2 separate regions of the Homo sapiens genome follow, and region 1 is linked to region 2. A link is an interaction called in ENCODE POLR2A ChIA-PET data of the cell type or tissue named here. Cell type or tissue: OCI-LY7. All regions are shown on one strand. Links, peaks and the distances in the headings refer to the core of each region. The heading gives the core; the rest is flanking DNA. Region 1 has its middle 72 kb from the start of LINC03063. Region 2 has its middle 54 kb from the start of LINC03063.

What was found. Peaks named below come from ENCODE experiments on the same cell type or tissue, not always from the same donor. Only the 100,000 strongest peaks of a DNase experiment are listed, where the experiment ranks them.
Region 1: POLR2A ChIA-PET joins it to region 2 with 6 read pairs; 2 of 35 experiments call an interaction of 5 or more read pairs at or near these places.

What each region holds. Positions count from the first base shown.
Region 1 is chr2:37,489,378-37,492,299 of GRCh38, reverse strand. No RefSeq gene overlaps it. Among named protein-coding and RNA genes, the nearest start is that of LINC03063, 72 kb to the left of the region's middle. In OCI-LY7, for the core only: no CTCF peak of the experiment used is centred there; no DNase peak of the experiment used is centred there.
Region 2 is chr2:37,615,393-37,618,314 of GRCh38, reverse strand. No RefSeq gene overlaps it. Among named protein-coding and RNA genes, the nearest start is that of LINC03063, 54 kb to the right of the region's middle. In OCI-LY7, for the core only: no CTCF peak of the experiment used is centred there; DNase peaks (open chromatin) are centred at 1,464 and 2,294.

The DNA of each region.
Region 1 (2,922 bases), core at 106-2,605, 130 kb after region 2:
ACCCTTATACGCTGTTGGTGGTAGTGTAAAATTAGTTCAACCATTGTGGAAATCAGTGTAGTGATTCCTCAAAGACTTAAAAACAGAACTACCATTTGACTTAGCAATCCCATTACTGAGTATATACCCAAAAGAATATAAATTGTTCTGTCATAAAGACACATGCACATGTGTGTTCATTGCAGCAGTATTCACAATAGCAAAGACATGGAATCAACCTCAATGTCCATCAATGGTAGACTGGATAAAGAAAACATGATATATATATACCTTGAAATACTATGCAGCCATAAAAAGGAGATAATGTCGTTTGGAGGAACATGGATGGAGCTGGAGGCCATTACCCTTAGCAAACTAACACATATACAGAAAACCAAATACCACATGTTCCCATTTATAAGTAGGAGCTAAATGATGAGAACACATGGACACATAGAGGGTAACAACAGACACTAGGGCCTACCAAAGGTTGGAGGATGGGAAGAGGGAAAGGATCAGGAAAAACAACTAGTGGGCACTTGGTCTAATACTGGGTAATGAAATTATCAGTACAACAAACTCTCATAACACAAGTTTACCTATATAACAAACTTGCATGTGTGCCCCTAAACTTAAAACAGGAGTTTTAAACTTTAAAACAAAAGTTTAAAAAAGCTTGTAAAAAATAATATTTGTCCAAAGAAAGAGAAAATAAACCAGTAAAATAGAAGAGAATGCTCAGGGTAAAAAAAAATTTTTTTAAATCACATGAATACAAGATGTCATCAGAAGTCAGTGGGAAAGAATGGACTACATAATACATGTCACTGCAACTAAGGTTGTCCATATGCAAAAAAAAAAAAAAAAAAAAAGGTACAACTGATCCCAACCTCACTCCATGGACACATTAAATCCTAAGTGTAAATATTAGAATTTTGAAAGAATGGGAAAAGAATATTTTTGTGATAATGGAGAAGTGAATTATTTCCTAAAAGAGAAGTCAGGGGCACAAATCATAAAGGAAATGGTTGATTTGCATTTTTGATTATAATAGAATGTTATATTAAAATTAAAAATTATATAAGATGACACAAACTAAGTTAAAATGCAAACTCTATACTTTGTATAAGCTATGTGTCACACATGTAACTGAAAAAGGTATAGTATCCCTTATAAATATATTTTAAAATAAATAAAATTAATATAATCAATAAGAAAAATACAAAGAATACAATAATAAAATGGGCAAAGGATATGAACTGACAATTTACACAAGAGAAAACTGGAACACCTAAAAATTTCTCAGCCTCACTAGCTAAAATGAAGTTAATGTGAGATACCACTTCAGAAAAAGAAGATATCTAAAATACAAATTGTTGAGGCAGATATGGGGAAATTGAAACTCTCTTATATGGCTACTACAAATACTTCGATGAGTAATTTGGCAATATCTAGCAAAACTGAAGAGATACATCCCTGTGGCCCATAATTTTACTCTTAAATGCAAAGCCTATTCATTGCAACCTTCTATGAATAGAAAAAAAATTTTTAAAGCTCAAGCTTTTTTACTGGTGAAATAAATAATTACATATAATGAGATACTAGATAGTAGTTTAAATGAACATACTACTCCTTAATGGAGCAACACGGCTAAATCTCAAAATCAGAGTTATATGAAAGACAATTGCAAAAAGATTTGGAACTATTCCATTTATGTAAACATGTAAAACTTACAAAACAATGCTATATAATGTTTAGGGATACATACACATACAAAAATAGGGATGCGGCCGGGTGCGGTGGTTCACACCTGTAAATCCCAGCACTTTGGGAGGCTGAGGCAGGTGGATCACTTGAGGTCAGGAGTTCGAGACCAGCCTGGCCAACATGGTGAAAATACTTCATTAAAAATACAAAAATTAGCCTGTCTTTTTTTGTATTTACTAAAAATACAAAATTTACTAAAATTTTCTTTTTAAAATTTTACTAAAAATACAAAAATTAGCCTGACGTGGTGGCGGGCGCCTGTAATCCCAGCTACTCGGGAGGCTGAGGCAGGAGACTTGCTTGATCCTGGGAGGTGGAGGTCTCAGTGAGCAGAGATCATGCCACTGCACTCCAGCCTGGGCAAAAGAGTAAAATTCCATCTCGAAAATGAATAAATAAATAAAAACAAAAATATGGTTGGTAAAGATACAACTTCAGAATAGTGGTTAAATCTGTGAAAGAAGGAAAAAGGATGGGATGAGAAACAGTCAGCTGTATTGTAATATTTGATTTCTAGAAAAAGAAAAGGGAAGAATAAGGCACATGTTACTTTTAAATATAGTGGTTGGTCACTGGGTACCTGTTAAATTATTCTCCATATTTTTCAGTTTTATAAGTTTTAAAAATTAATAAGCAAATCACTTATATATTCATTAACTCATTTTAATAGAATCTCCCCAATCAGATTTTATTAATACATGTTAATTTTATAGGTGAGAAGACAGATTCCTTAAGGTTACATCCCTTAACAACATTCACAAAGCCATAAGGGGTAGAGCTGGAATTCCAGCTTAAGTCACTTGAATCAGCATGCTTCTCCAAGAAATCCTGATCTTGCAAAATGATTACTCATAGAGTTCTATAAAGATCGAGCTCCATTATTGCATTGAGTATTTATTTTAATTTACCTTAATTTGACTGCCAATCAACTTTTCAGGAGAACATTGAATTTTTTCCTGTATCAGTGCCTACCTGCATTCATGGAGGTGGAAGTCACTGTCTGGGTTCAGCTGGCATTACATTAGAGGATCTGGGACCCTGAACAGCTCGGTTCTAAAAGCACCCTTTCTCCCTGCCCAATATTTCCAAAGACAAGAGCTCGGGGTAGAAGAAAGCCACCAACAAACTCCTATCTGTATGGCTTTAAGCCATCTTGAGATTACTGAAAAAAATCTG
Region 2 (2,922 bases), core at 200-2,699:
TAAGCTCCCACTGATGCAGTCAACACCACAGAGAGCACAGGAACAGGACATGGAATTGTGAAAATCATTGTGATAACAAACACCTGGGAAGGGAAAAAAAAAAAAAAACACCAACCCCTGCCACCAACACACACACAAACTTAGAAGTTACCTTCTACCCAACTGATGAAGACAGGCAGGCAATACTAAGTAAGAGCATGGACTTTGGAGTCACAACAGCCATGGGTTGACTCAATTACAAACTATATGACTGTGGGCAGATTGTCTCTAAGCCTCTGTTTTATCATCTATTCGTGAAAATAGCAGCTACTTCATAGGGTTATTGTGAGGAGTTTAATCAAGATAATCCATATAAATATTTAGTTCTGTGCTGGATGCATGGCTAGTGCTTAATAAGTATAAGTGATATCATTGTTTTCATTAAGGTAGAAATAGAAGCATAGCAATGTTGTTCAAAATATTAGGATATCTCATTAAAAACAAGTTGGCAGAGGCCACTGCCCAACTTTTCGACCCGAAGGACGTGCTGAGCAGCTGAAGCCAATCATTGATATTCAGGTCATTTCTGCTATGGTAGCTAACTTAAACAACCATGATTGTGTACACTCCCTTCCTTTAAAGAAAATATTGACTTTGAGTTTTCACAGGTGCTTTCGATTTAATCACTGGGTCCTTTATGCAACCACCTGTCCTTGTTTTTCTTTTCCATGGTGAAGAAGTAATGCTAACTCCTGCAAACCTGAGTTTAGCTCCAGAAATCCAACCCAGGAGAGAAAGGACGTGAATTGCCCTTCGATGCACGTATTATTCCATTCTCACACTGCTATAAAGAACTGCCCGAGACTGGGAAATTTTATAAAGGAAAGAAGTTTAATTGACTCACCGTTCAGCATGGCTGGGGAGCCTTCAGGAAACTTACAATCATGGTAGAAAGCGAAGAGAAAGCAAGACACCTTCTTCACAAGGTGGCAAGAAGGAGAAGTGCCTAGCAAAGGAGGAAGAGTCCCTTACAAAACCATCAGATCTCGTAAGAACTCACTCACCATCACGAGAACCGCATGGGGAAAACCACCCGCATGATTCAGTTACCTTCACCTGGTCTCTCCCTTGACACATGGGGCTTATGGGGATTACAATTCAAGATGAGATTTGGGTGAGGACACAAAGCCTAACCATATCAACCCATAATGAGAAAAGTTCATCAGAGCAAACACATCAAAACCCAAGTTGGGGGATATTTAATTTGCCATGTACCATTAGGGCAGTAGGCACAGTTTCAGCCCTAATCAAAGGCCAGGATTTTACTAAAATCCAAGCATTCCTGGAACCACACAGTCAAAAGGAAGGGGAATTAAGAGACTGTGTTAAGACAGAGGCCTCCAGCAAATGCAGTCAGTGCATATTAGAAGGCACCTGAAAGATACTACTTGTTTAAGAAATCAGGCTTAAGCAGAGGTAGTCATAAACCGCAAACATCTGTTCCATGGCTCATAACCTTGCACATCTTAGGGGAAAGCACAGTGTTACCACTGCTGGCAGCATAAGCCTGCTGATAAGGAATGTCTGGATGTTTTTCAGGCAAATACACTATTCTCTGAGTGATTTGGAAACTTTTTGTAGGGAATTCGTAAAATGGGTTTTTCCAAAATCCTAGAATAGGAAGGATTATTGAGTCGATATTCACAGCCCTTATTGTTTTGCTTGGAATGTTTAAATGCTTTAGAACTTACTCCCTCTGTGTAATTCTTGTCTATCACAATTGGGCCATTTGCTGAACCCTGTGAACTCCTGGCAGGCAGATCCTGTGTTTCTCTAAGGCAGCTCCTCCCTTCTCCCTTCCTCTTGGTAGCTTCTGTCCTGCCCTGGCTCCTTCTGCCCAGTAGACCCTTTCTTATGTCTGCATGTCAGCTCACATGAACTTCCTGAAGTCCCAATCAATATCCCTGGGTACACAGATTGCCAAGGCAACCTCTGCTCAATTCAAAGTCACCCAGAATACTCTCAGTCTAGCAAGTGAAAGGGGAAGATGTGGCTGGCTTAGAACAAAAATAACAGAGAGGCTGGTACCACCAAGCCTCTCTATGAAGCCAAAAATCCTATAAAAAAAGGAAAAGATGACGTGGATGCTGTGACTGCAAAGAAGAAGGCAAGGCCTGAGAGATGCAAGGGAAAAGTGGGCAACCAACAGCAAGGAACAGGAGCAGGAAAGAGAGAGGCTGTCACAGGCTGAGAGAGGGCAAGGCCCACATTTCCACCCACTTCCTCCTCCAAAACCCCGGCAGCATCTCACCAGCAAAACCTCTGCCAGCTCCACACTCTAGCAGCCAGCCACACCCAGGCCACCAACCCTTTGCCACTAGTCGCAAGAGGATGTTAGCTGAAGCCTCCTCTGATTTAAATGCCAGGCCACTGGCATGTGACTCCAAGATGTGTAACTCGTAGTAGGACTGTCAACTTGGGTCATTTAAAAGGTGACCCCACTCAGGGGTACGTTCTGGAAATAGTATAGTGACCTCAGCCGAAAAGGCTAGAAGCTGTAGTTAGTGGGACCCAGCAAAAGAACCTCTTAAGGACCCATAGCCAGAGGAGACCAGCACCAGACCATCCAGCAAGAACTTTCCCTATCTCTTCTTGTTCCCCTGCCTCAGCCCTGGGTCATCCAAGACAACCTAGTAAGTAAAGGAGAATGGTAAACATGCTCCGTAGAAATACAGAAAGTAGGTATGCCTCCCCTCCCTGACTTCATACAAGTTTCTAGGAGAAAGCCAGCCTGCATGGAGGATAACAGGGTTTCTACTCTAAATGTGACTATTACATGGGCCTGGACATTTTAATTTCAAATAAGATATATATTTTTTGTGGCTAGATGTAACTAGAGGACTTTTCCATTATTGTCTAAGAATAACCAAAACGAGGATGTCT